Linked DNA regions of Homo sapiens: regions 2 and 3 are each linked to region 1. A link is a contact called in ENCODE Hi-C or POLR2A ChIA-PET data. All regions are on one chromosome and are shown on one strand. The core of a region is the stretch at or near the end of the contact, and the rest is flanking DNA. Distances in the headings are between cores, read along the strand shown.

Region 1 (3,798 bases), core at 498-2,997:
GAGTTGGGCTGGGCCAAGGGAGACACCAGCTCCTCCCACACTATACCTAGTGCAGTCACCAGTTCTAGTGTGGTTTGCCACTACTTGCCATTTTGCTGTGTCTTCCCCATTTCCTGAAGCCTCTCCTGAGTTGGATTAGACCAGACCAGGAAAGGAAGGCTCAAATAGAAATTTGGGCAGTTCAGGCCTCCTAGCTCAATGGCCCTTTCTGGCAGCTGGTAGACTGGGAGCCATCCTTGGTGGGAGGGGACTTGGGCTGCCCCTAATGAGCCTTTGTCCTAGGTTCTGCCCTGGTTTTTGTCTCCCCACACAGGAGCAGCCCAGCTCAGGGCTGAGTCGTGCAGCCATGAGGACTTGGCTGGAAGGGCCTGATTAAGCTCCAGAACCGAGGGAGGGAGCCACAGTGTGGGAGGAAGGAGCCTGGGAAAATCGCCTCTGGATGCAGATCTGGGGCTTCTATTCCCCTGCGCACTGAGGCCTCTCCCGGCCCAGCCACAGCCCTGCTCCAGGCCCTGCCAGAAAGGCAAATGCTTTGAAAGTTTTGGTGTTGGACCAGCCAGCCATGCGCTGAGAGCTTCTCTGAGGCCTTCATCAGCTGCCAGCTCAGCCTGGCTGCTTGGCTCCTGCTGCCCCAGCTTCCCACGGGCCACCTCCAACCATGGTTCACCCTAGTCACTCCACACCCTGCAGCCTCACAACTCAGTGCCCACCCACTGGGGGCCACCCTGCATCCAAGAAACCTGATTGCCAGGAACCCCTGACCCTCATGGCAGCTCATGCACCCTTACTCAGGGTGCAGCCGCCTGCCCAGGTCAAAACCAAAGTTTTCTGGGCGTATATAGTTTGGCTGTCCCTGGTCCTGCTCAGGGAGAAGCCAATCGCAAAGCTCACTTTAGCACCGTGCAGTGGCCAGCACCAAGTGCCATCGCCCATGCAAAGGATGACGTCAGCCCCCTCCAGCCCACACAGTGCCTGCTGGACAACATCAAGAAGAAAGTAGTGCCCCTGTGTTAGCGGGGCTCCGGCTGGAACACTGCCCCTGAGAAGGAGTATTTCCCCTGACTCTTAAAACTTTTCTCTGGGTGCTTGAGGTCCTCTGCCTCTCAGACCTGCCCTCAGAGTTTGAGAGTCCCTAGCCTGGTACTTTCCTGGTCATGCATCTCCAGAAAACAGATTGTTTAGGATTGATGAGGGTGGGGGTCCAACAGGACAGAGTGTTCCAACTCCACTGCTTCAGCCTTGGACAAGAAGCACAGACCCAGGGAGATCCGATTCCCTCACTTGGTCACCCCACCAGCCTAGAGTATCGTCAGGGACCAGGCTCCATAAAGACAGTCCCTCAGCCCCTTGAACTAAGACCAGACTGCCTCATCTCTATCTGCCTACTGAGGGAGGGCAGCTTGCAGCCTGCCTGGGCTAGGTGCTGCCCTGGAGAAAATGGAATCCTGGAGTCCTCCAACCTAGACCCTTGTCAGTTCATTGTTGCCAGCACCTTGGCATGCCTGGGCAAGGGCTTGGTCCTGCCCTGCCCTCACACCAGCCTGCCTGCCTAGGCTTTGGCCACCTCTTGCCTCCAGTAGATAATGCAGGGGGCGGGGGGCAGTGTTCTTGGACGAAGTGGCCTAGGCCTATCAGCAGGGGCTCCTACCCAGAGAGCAAGGAGAAACTGGCAGGGGAGCTAGGGAAATACAGTGCCCCCGCCTGGCAGGGGGCAGTGCTGCGCAGGCGGGAGGGTGCTGGTGGAGTACGGTAGCGGCATGTAGGGCCAGCCAGAAAACAGCACTGCCTCCCTCCCTCGCATTCCTGTCACACTCCTGTCCTCTCATCGTCCCTGGCTCAGCTGGTCGCCCGGGAAACACAGACTCAACGTGCCAGGAGTCACGTAGCATCTACCTGAAGAGCCAAGCACTTGCTGTCACCTTCACCCACTTTCTTACTGCAACTGCTGAACAGGCTGAGCCCAGCCAGCTGCTGTCACCGCCTCCAGGACTCGGGGAAAAGCCCCCTGCAGACTTGGTGCTGCAGGTTCACAGCCCCCGCTCTCTCTTCTCTCCCCAAATCCCTCCTGCCCCCTAGCAGCCACTCTTCTCCAGAAGCTGTGTTTTGAGGATGTGATGGGTACAGGTTGGTAAATCAGGAGGGGTTCCTCCTGGGTTTCCTGGGCCCACAGGGTCTCACCCACCTTGCTAGTATGGAAACCTCAGGCTAGGGCGTACTTACTCTAATTACATTCTCCTGCCATCCTGGAAGAAAGGCAGCTCTGGGATTAAGATCGAGGGACAGTAGGCCAGGCTGGGGACCAGGGCTGTCCAGGGGCAACAGATGGCTCAAACCCTCTCAGATGAGCACCAACAAAATTTTTGTCACATACAAAAAAAAAATGGCCATGGGTTCCCAGTGGGAGAGGCACCCCCATCCCCTACAAGGGCCACAAGAATCATATACCCCCTAGAGGCCTGAGGACAGAGGAGGAGGAGGAGGGAGAAACCTCTGGCTGCCAGACCCGTATCAAATCGAGTAGCAAAGGCAGGCCCCGTGGCCCAGAAGGCTGAACACTTGTCAGCCAGGCTTCCAAGGAACTGGGGCAGGAAGAGCCACCTGCGCACATCCCGAAGGGAAGGCTGACCCTGGGCACCATGTTCCCCCCCGCGCCCATGCCCGCCTCACTCGCCCCCTTCCCGGTCCTCAACCACCACCAGCAGCAGCTTTCAAAGGCTGCTTTCCAGGTAGGCAGGCAGGCGCGTTGCTGCCCTCTGCTGCCTGAACTGAGCATTGCTGCTGAGGAATTGCTTGGGAAGGAGCCCCAGCCTGTGTGCACCTGGCAATTCTGAGACCTTTGCACCAGCCCAGAGTGGAGCAAGGAGAGGAGCAGTGGCCCTCCAGCCCTCCTCCTTTACCTCCCAGGACACCGATGCTTGCAAGGCACCCTCTAGTTTACATTTCCCTTTCCCATCCTCTGTTTCATTTGATCTTCCCAAACCTCTGAGGCAAGGGAGGTGTTTTTCTTATTCCAAGGGCATCACAGGTGCCTGTTGTAGCTGCTCAGTGGCTATTTGCTGATATAGTGGATGTTCAGGGAGCATCGAATGGCAAGATACTACCTAGGAATCTAGGCTCCTGACCGGGCGTGCTGGCTCACGCCTGTAATCCCAGCACTTTGGGAGGCTGAGGTGGGCAGATCACCTGAGGTCAGGAGTTCGAGAGCAGCCTGGGCAACATGGTGAAACCTCATCTCTGCTAAAAATACAAAAATTAGGCGTGGTGACATGCGCCTGTAATCCCAGCTACTTGGGAGACGGAGGCAGGAGAATTGCTTGAACCCAGGAGGCAGAGGTTGTAATGAGCTGAGGTTCCAGCGAGACTCTGTCTCAAATATATGTATATATATGGCCTCCTGACCCACGGCTGCATCTATGCCACCTGGCTGCAGCCCAAGGTCAGAGAACTCTTAGTCATTACCCTGGATCCGGCAGGAGGATGGTCCTGCCACCCCAGAACCAGCTACCCACTCCCATGGAACTTTGCGGATCCCTGGACACGGCATGACAACTCATGAGGACAACAGCTCTCCCACTCCTCTCTTCAGCCAAGGTGTCTCTTGTCACTTTGGCCAAGGGACAAGATGCGGAGTCGTTGGCCTACCTCATGGACACAGAGCAGGAGTCCCAGGAACAGGGCCAACCAAAACCACACCTGCTCAGAAGCCACGTGAAGTCACCCTGAACAACTGCCTCAGACCCTGAAAGGAAACAGTTATCCTAACTGGCCAGAAAACAGCTGCCAAATCCCATCCCTCCA
Region 2 (3,862 bases), core at 717-3,216, 150 kb after region 1:
TTAGTTTTGTTGACACTACTCAGTCCTCTTACTAGACTTCTGTTATGCTTGGCATTGATTAAAAAACCCCCTCCTGGCCCGGCACAGTCACTCACACCTGTAATCCCAGCACTCTGGGAGGCTGAGACGGGCAGATCACAAGGTCAGGAGTTTGAGACCAGCCTGGCCAGCATGGTGAAACCCCGTCTCTACCAAAAATACAAAAAATTAGCTGGGCATAGTGGCGCATGACTGTAGTCCCAGCTACTCGGGAGGCTGAGGCAGAACTGCTTGAACCCGGGAGGCGGAGGTTGCAGTGAGCCAAGATCGCGCCACTGCACTCCAGCCTGGGACATAAGAGTGCCTCATGAAAAGCAAAGAAAAAAATCTCCTCCTTTTTTGAACTATTCCCCTGGTTTCTGAGCTCTGAGCTCCACTCTTCTTCCTTCTCTGATGATCGACTTCCACCCATCTCTAAATTTGCCAGGTTCTTGTCTCTCTCCCAGGTCACCTTAACTGTACTAACAGTTTTAGCAACTATCTGTTCTGACAACTCCCAAAATGTTATCTCACTTCTGATCTCATTTCAAGCATGCAGTCTTCTAGCCTGCTAGATTTCTCCACATGCAGAAAACAATGCATCATCATTCCCGTTCCCCAGACCCATTTCTCCTCTCAGTAAATGATACCACAATGCATCAAAGCAGTTCCCAAGCCAAAAAGTCATTTTATGCTACCCCCACAGCCTTTACCAAAGCAATCATAAATTTACCTTCTATTCTACCTTTGCTCTATTTCTACCATCAGTCTTAGTTCATGTCTTCAACCTCAGCTTCCCTTACAACAGATCTGCCTGCTCCATATGATCCTCCTCAAACTCATTCCCTCCCAGCCACCAAGGTTGCAAATCTCATCATGTCTGCTTAAGAACTATTCAATCTCCCTATCATCAACAGTGCCCAAGACACACTTCAACCTTGCCTACCACTCATGCCAGAACTACTTGGACATGCCCGGAGCACACTTCACACAAGCCATAATTTTTTTTCAAGCATTAACCTTTTTCATTGTTCATACTTTATTCCTTGTATCAACAGGTTAAAAAAGTAAAATTTTCCCAAGCACTGATTTACAGATCATGTTTATAAGCTGCACGCAAAGGTCAGTTGCCTAAACGGTAACATTCAGTAATCTATTTAAATGCAATTTTAACCCTTATTTTAAGCTAAGTGAAACAATACAAAAGACTAAATACACACAAAACCTGTATATCCTGAACTTCACTGACTTGAAACAAACCCTTCATAATTTAACTCCTGTTCTTTTTTACTTACCATTCAAGGCTCAATTGAGATGTACCCTCCTCTTGAAATGTTAAGTACCTCTCCGCCCCTCTTCCTGGTCTCAGCGTAATGCTCCCCACCCCAACCCTGCCGTCTTCATCGCTATCAACCACCTTCACCATATTACACTAGATTCACTGTTTATACACACCATTCCTCAACAAGACTGAACATCTTTGCAGAACTGGGTAGAAACCGTGTCTAATTTGGCCTGTAAACGGAGCGTCTAGCACATTGCTCAACAAACTTACAAACGGAGCGACCCCCAAGAGCAGCTTCTGAGACAGACACAGGCTGCTCAGACCACAAGGTCTGGCCTTCATAACCCTCCCCAGACAACTCCGGCCCCACTTACCTTCTCGAAGCGGTCCTGGTCCCAGGCATCATCATAACCGGAATAGTTACCGGGAAAGTCAGTAGTATGGACCTAGAGCAAAGGGACGAATTTGTCCACGAAGGGACAGTGAGCCCACAGCTATCCCCACGCCAATCCCAAGACCCATCCCTGTTCCGCTCTCATTCCTCCCGCCCGAGCTCAAGGCCACAAGGCTTACATTGCGAACCCCAAACTCCCCCAGAACCACGCGGCTCCGCATTTCCTCCACCGCCTGAGAAGCCGCCATCTTCAATCTCTCCACGAGACTAGAGGTTCTATCTCGCGCGTGCGTCCTAGTAGCCCTGCTCCGTCTCCGTGGCAACGCACCGCCTCCTGGAATCTTAAATATCGCGAGATTTTTCCCCGCCCCCGTCCACGTCCCCAGCTTCCGGAAGTTGCTTTTGTCCAAACATCCGGGCTTCTCCTTTTTGTGTTCCGGCCGATCCCACCTCTCCTCGACCCTGGACGTCTACCTTCCGGAGGCCCACATCTTGCCCACTCCGCGCGCGGGGCTAGCGCGGGTTTCAGCGACGGGAGCCCTCAAGGGACATGGCAACTACAGCGGCGCCGGCGGGCGGCGCCCGAAATGGAGCTGGCCCGGAATGGGGAGGGTTCGAAGAAAACATCCAGGTAATGGCCCCAAGGCACCAGCTGCCAGCAGCCGGAGGGCCGGCGATGTCCAGAAGTGTCTTGGGGATTCCCCCTCTGGGCCTGGAAGTCCGCTCCATTTACAAAACTCTCTTCTTTGGGTCTTCGTGCACACTAAAGTCAGTGGGATTAACATTGACCTGAAAGGGCCAGACTACTACTCCAGCCTGAGGATCTCGGGTTTCAGGGCCCGCCCGAGGCATTAGGAAGAAGGTATTCTTGGAACAAGTTAGGAGGTTGGTCGGGGTAAGGCATGGAGTGGGGTTGGGTGGGATTCACTGGCATTCGCTGAAAACATACTATGTGTATAGTTTTGTTTGGGGCTTAGGAAAGAAGGAAATGGGCACTTTTTCAGCCTTTTAGTCTTTGATAGGTAACATAGGAGAAAGACATGAATGGAAGACTAGTAGGTTTCCCAGGCTAGAAAAGATAGCCAAAGCTAGAAACCAGGCGTTCTGAGAGCATATGAGGGGGAATGGAGTGGCATGATCTGTAGTGATTCCAAGCCGTATCCTCAGCAGTGGAAGAACAAAGCCCTAAACCCTGGGATGAGCAGAGGACTTAATGGATGGAACAGAAAAGTCCTGCACTCTAGGAGCCATTGTCTTCACAGGGCGGAGGCTCAGCTGTGATTGACATGGAGAACATGGATGATACCTCAGGCTCTAGCTTCGAGGATATGGGTGAGCTGCATCAGCGCCTGCGCGAGGAAGAAGTAGACGCTGATGCAGCTGATGCAGCTGCTGCTGAAGAGGAGGATGGAGAGTTCCTGGGCATGAAGGGCTTTAAGGGACAGCTGAGCCGGCAGGTGGCAGATCAGGTAAGCAAGATTGAATCCTCTGCAGGTAGAAAAGTAGACCTAGGTATGTCCCGTGTTCTGGAATTGGTGTTGGTGATGTTCGCCCCAGGTTGTCCAGTTAGAACCATGTAGAAATCAAACGGAAAATAGGCAACAGGATCTAGAACCAACAGTACCACAATACCTATGCCCATCTTCCTTACTTCAGATGTGGCAGGCTGGGAAAAGACAAGCCTCCAGGGCCTTCAGCTTGTACGCCAACATCGACATCCTCAGACCCTACTTTGATGTGGAGCCTGCTCAGGTGCGAAGCAGGTGAGGAGCCTTCTCTTGAAGAAGCTTCCCTCCTAACACCTAGACCTTCATGCACACTACAGTCAGATTTCAAGCCCTGGGCTCTGATGGGCTCCCCGTCTTCATGACCCCATCACCTCTCATCACTGCACCTGTCACTGAAACAAGTAATAATAGCACACCATCTTCCTCTTCTTTTCCATCTAACTGACTACTCATCTTCCCTCAAAACCTACCTCAGATGTCACTTCCTCTGTTCCACATTCCTCAATCCCATCCCCAGTTTGTTCTCTCCTGGTGTTCCTATAGAACTCTGTGCTTGCCAGCCGGGCATGGTGGCTCACGCCTGGAATCCCAGCACTTTGGGAGGCCGAGGCGGGCGGATCACAAGGTCAGGAGATCGAGACCATCCTGGCTAACACG
Region 3 (4,257 bases), core at 321-2,820, 220 kb before region 1:
GCTGGGGCTTTGAAAATTCTTTGGCGAGTCTGCCACGTGGAACTTGGATCTTATCCCCCAACAGGAGAGTCCAGAGGAGCAAGGGGTCCCAGGAGTCCCCCCTCAAGGCTCACCTGCTGCATGGCCAGCTCAGACCCTCCAAAGCAAGACCTCTGTTCTGGGCCCCATCGGTTCTGCAATAAGGAGTGAAGGGAGTGGGGGCAGGAGTCCCCAGAGCCGACAAGGGGGATGCACTGAATCCGAAGGAGATGAGACCTGCGTGTCCCACCTGCTGCCACCCACTCAGGGGCCCTTCTAGGATTTGGGTCAGAGAGGAAGCTCATGGTCAACTACTGATGCCTTTTTGAGATATGAGCAGGGTCAGATGCCACCTCCTGCTGTACAGACCCCACCAGACTTGCGACTCTGTGTGTTTACCTGTTCCTGGTAGCTGCCCCTCCCTCAGATCCCTCCTCAGGACACTTGTGAGCGCTGATTTGCTGGCCTGGTAAAAGCCTTCATTTCTCTTCTCCTTCCAGGATGTGTTGCCAATGGCCAACAAAGACATGGAGAAACCTGGACAACTGTCTAATGTCTCTGGGTTCTTGGAACGAGGAAGCCTGTATATACAGGGGATGGGGGCAGGTGACAGCGTGTGGTTCTGAGAGCACAAGTACAGGTGGCCCATCGCAGCCCTGGGGAGACATGGGTTGGATGGGGAGAACCAGAGCCCTGCCACAGACCCCAGGCATTTCCAGAGGAGGGGCCCTGGGCAGGCACCAGGCATGGCAGGGAAGAAGGGAGGTCAGCAGCTGGGGCAGGCACCAGGCATGGCAGGGAAGAAGGGAGGTCAGCAGCAGGGGCAGGCAGGGGAGGGAGGCTTTCTCAGAACTGCGTTTGAGGAAGAAGATGAGGCCTGGCAGATCTCCCTCAAACTAAACGCCCAACTCAGCTCCCTCCACCCCGAGGCTGGCTCTCCATTCTGTTGGCCCCAGAAATTGTCTCTCTTCCCCAAGAGGCAATTTAGGGGAGAGAGGAAATTTCTCCCTTTCCCAATCCCACATTCTCAGAAGGAGGGTGAGCAAGGGGAAGGGAGGCAGAGGCCCTGCCTCAGGCTCCAAGTGCCTCTGGCTTTAGTTGTCTGTTGTATGGCCTCCCGGGCCAGGTTGGACCGGTGGTGACATGGAGAGCTGGAAATCACATCCCTCTTCCTGTTCTCTGTGTGCCTGGCACATAGAAGATGCTCAATAAGTATGATCTGAGTGAACAAGTGTTCAGAGGATCCAGTAGGCTGTTTGGAGAAACAGCCAGAGTCTGCCAAGTTCCTCTGGAGTTGAAACTCAGGCCAAGAGAAAAAGGACGTTGCTTCCCCCAGGCTTCAAAGTCAAGAAGAAGGAAGTGAGAGTGAGCCAGCCAAGGATGAAACCCCCCAAAGAAAGAGGCTGCACAGAGAGCCTGAGGCGGCCTTCTCATGGCCAGGCTGAGCTGAACTGGGGCACATGAGGCAGGTGCCTGGGGCCAAACTCTCCTGAAGGTGGCTGTGCTTCTCAGTTCCCTCAGGCTGTGAGAAAAAGCAAGTGTGCACAGAGCCGCAGATCCCAGGGCTCCAGAGGGCCTTGCCAGTCACCCTCCCCCAGCCCCAGGATGCCTGCTGATTAGAGCTTTGGAGCTCAAGTCTTGGCACTGCTCAATCATTCAGCGCATATTTATTGAGCAGCCTGTCACACTGATCTGGGACCTGATCTAGCAACGCACAAGAGGCAAAGTAGCTGCCCTGGTGGGGCTTACCTTTTAATGAAGGGATACAGGTAATACATGCACACACATGCACGCATGCACACACACGCACACACACACACGCTATACAGAGTGAAGAGAACAGAGAGTGAAGAACCAGCTGGGTGGCTCAGGAGGTGACACTCGGCCAGAGACCTGAAGCAAGTAAGGCCAGAGCCACACAGGCATCTGGGGAAGAGCCTTTCAGGCAGACAGCAGCCAACACAAGGGCCTGGAGGCAGGAGCGAGTGTGGGATTTTTTTTTTATATATATACTTTAAGTTCTAGGGTACATGTGCACAACATGCAGGTTTGTTATATATGTATATATGTGCCATGTTGGTGTGCTGCGCCCATTAACTGGTCATTTACATTAGGTATTTCTCCTAATGCTATCCCTCCCCACTCCCCCAACCCCTCGACAGGCCCCGGTGTGTGATGTTCCCCATCCTGTGTCCAAGTGTTCTCATTGTTCAGTACCCACCTATGAATGAGAGCATGTGGTGTTTGGTTTTCTGTCCTTGCAATAGTTTGCTCAGAATGATGGTTTCCAGCTCCATCGATGTCCCTACAAAGGACATGAATTCATCCTTTTTTATGGCTGCATAGTATTCCACATTGTATATGTGCCACATTTTCTTAATCCAGTCTATCATTGATGGACATTTGGATTGGCTCCAAGTCTTTGCTATTGTGAATAGTGCTGCAATAAACATACGTGTGCATGTGTCTTTATGGTAGCATGATTTATAATCCTTTGGGTATATACCCAGTAATAGGATCACTGGGTCAAATGGTATTTCTGTTCTAGATCCTTGAGGAATTGCCACACTGTCTTCCACAATGGTTGAACTTGTTTACAGTCCCACCAACAGTTTAAAAGTGTTCCTATTTCTCCACACCACAATGAGATACCATCTCACACCAGTTAGAATGGCGATCATTAAAAAGTCAGGAAACAATAGGTGCTGGAGAGGATGTGGAGAAAGTGTGGGATGTTTTACAGACAGCAGAGAGGCAGCCTCGGAGCCAGAGTGGGGCTGAGTGAGGAGAGGGTGGCAGGAGACAAGATCAGGGCATGGGAAACCAGATTGGCAAAGGCACGGGGGACTTTGAGAGGCCTTGGGCTTTTACCCGGAGCGAACAGCAGCCACTACAGAGCCTGGAAGGAGGGCAGACCATGTCCCACCAGGCTCACTCTACTGTGCTGGGAGTAGACTGAGGAGGCAAAGATGGAGCAGGAAAACCAGATGGGAACTGTGGGACTTAGGGCCTGAAACTTGGCCTCTCTGAGCTTGAGTCCTCACATGTGAAAAGAAGACCCCTGAGCAGCAGCCTCACAGACTTGTTGAGAGCTTTCAATAAGATGGTTCCTATTAAGGGACCACCTGAAACATGGTGATGACTCAATGCATGGTAGGGGATAACATGTTATTTTTGTTATCCTTAGCACAGTGTCCCCTCCAGAATCACCTCCAAGGGGTGACCTTTCTGCCTCTGCTTGAATTCCCTGGACCATGGGAAGCTCTCCAGGGAGGTCTATGCTTTTTGCAGAAGCCAGTTGTGTGGGGCCTGCAATTTTCTCCAATGTTTTCTCTTATGCCCAGGCAGGAAGTCCCCAAGGGGAACACTAAGGGGCCATAACTAGGGCTTGCTACTTACTCAGGCAGCTGCCGCCAGGCCATGGGTCTCTACTTATGGCCCTGGTCAGAGGCTGACACTGGATCATGGTGACCCAGGGCTCACCTAGAGCAGTACTTCCTCTGCACAGCAGGGTGGATGGCAGAGCCACTCATGGGGGCAGGGAAGAGATGGCAGGTGCAGGGTATCTAGGAAGGGTGAGCTGGGGTGTATGTAGGTGTCATATTTTCACAGCTTCTCTCTCTTTCCTGATGCTAGCATCCTTGGGCAGATCCAGGGAAGTCTGTGCTGGCTGGAGCTGACACTTATTTACCTCTGTGCTTCAGGCAGCCTGAGAAAGCTGGCTCTTCTCACTGGTCCCTTAAATCACAGATAGAGTCACTGTCTGTCTTAGTCAGTTTGTGCTGCTATAACAGATTCCTGAGACTGGGTAATTTATAAAGAAGAATAATTTATTAGCTCACGGTTCTGGAGGCTGGAAGTCCAAGAGTATGGCACTGGCATCTGGCGAGGGCCTTCTTACTACATCATCCCATGGCAAAAGGAAGAAGGGCAAGAGAGGGCAAAAGCAAGAGAAAGCAAAAGGGAGCTGAACTTGCTTTTATAATAAGCCCACTCCCACAATAAGGGACCCACTCCCACAGTAACAACATTAACCCTTTCATGAGGTGGAGCCCTCATGACCTAAGCATCTTCCATTAGCCCCCGCCTCCCAGCACTGTTGCATTAGGGATTAGGTTTGCCATACATGAACCTTGGGGGAACACATTCAAGCCACAGCACTGTCCTATGCAAATATACAAGGCTTTGGGCCTGGCTGGGCCTTCCAGACCCCACAGTGATCCTGGCCGTGGACTGGGA

What was found. Hi-C counts contacts between places; a loop is a spot of excess contacts on that map. ChIA-PET counts read pairs that join two places held with the same protein, here RNA polymerase II (POLR2A). Pooled maps may share reads with other maps.
Region 2: a pooled map shows a loop between it and region 1 (5-fold over the local background). The contact joins the promoter of POLR1C here to the enhancer-like site in region 1. A Hi-C loop is called at or near these places in 1 of 168 maps with a recorded cell type or tissue (tibial artery) and 5 of 50 pooled maps. POLR2A ChIA-PET finds 5 or more read pairs at or near these places in 2 of 52 experiments (GM12878 and activated CD4-positive, alpha-beta T cell).
Region 3: a pooled map shows a loop between it and region 1 (2.6-fold over the local background). The contact joins two enhancer-like sites. A Hi-C loop is called at or near these places in 1 of 37 single-sample maps with no recorded cell type and 3 of 50 pooled maps. POLR2A ChIA-PET finds 5 or more read pairs at or near these places in 2 of 52 experiments (PC-9 and WTC11).

The regions. Positions count from the first base shown.
Region 1 is chr6:43,666,365-43,670,162 of GRCh38, reverse strand. The region is part of intron 4 of RSPH9 (radial spoke head component 9); the gene reads right to left. Among named protein-coding and RNA genes, the nearest start is that of MRPS18A, 20 kb to the left of the region's middle. RefSeq lists a silencer at 1-102 and enhancers at 1,277-1,436, 1,527-1,616, 2,237-2,386, 3,007-3,076. Within about 2 kb of position 1,747, at least 25 of the 41 ENCODE cell types and tissues checked have a DNase peak (open chromatin) inside an H3K27ac peak, as active enhancers do; they include GM12878 and tibial artery, where a contact is called at or near this core.
Region 2 is chr6:43,515,193-43,519,054 of GRCh38, reverse strand. It overlaps POLR1C (RNA polymerase I and III subunit C), which reads right to left and starts at 1,966. Exons shown (of 9, transcript NM_203290.4): 1 at 1,877-1,966; 2 at 1,678-1,749. The coding sequence starts at 1,945. YIPF3 (Yip1 domain family member 3) reads left to right here and starts at 2,129. Exons shown (of 9, transcript NM_015388.4): 1 at 2,129-2,328; 2 at 2,960-3,166; 3 at 3,354-3,460. The coding sequence starts at 2,248. RefSeq lists an enhancer at 1,840-2,389.
Region 3 is chr6:43,881,357-43,885,613 of GRCh38, reverse strand. The region is part of intron 2 of LOC105375070 (a long non-coding RNA gene); the gene reads right to left. Among named protein-coding and RNA genes, the nearest start is that of LINC01512, 7.5 kb to the left of the region's middle. RefSeq lists an enhancer at 1,226-1,305. Within about 2 kb of position 1,570, at least 6 of the 41 ENCODE cell types and tissues checked have a DNase peak (open chromatin) inside an H3K27ac peak, as active enhancers do.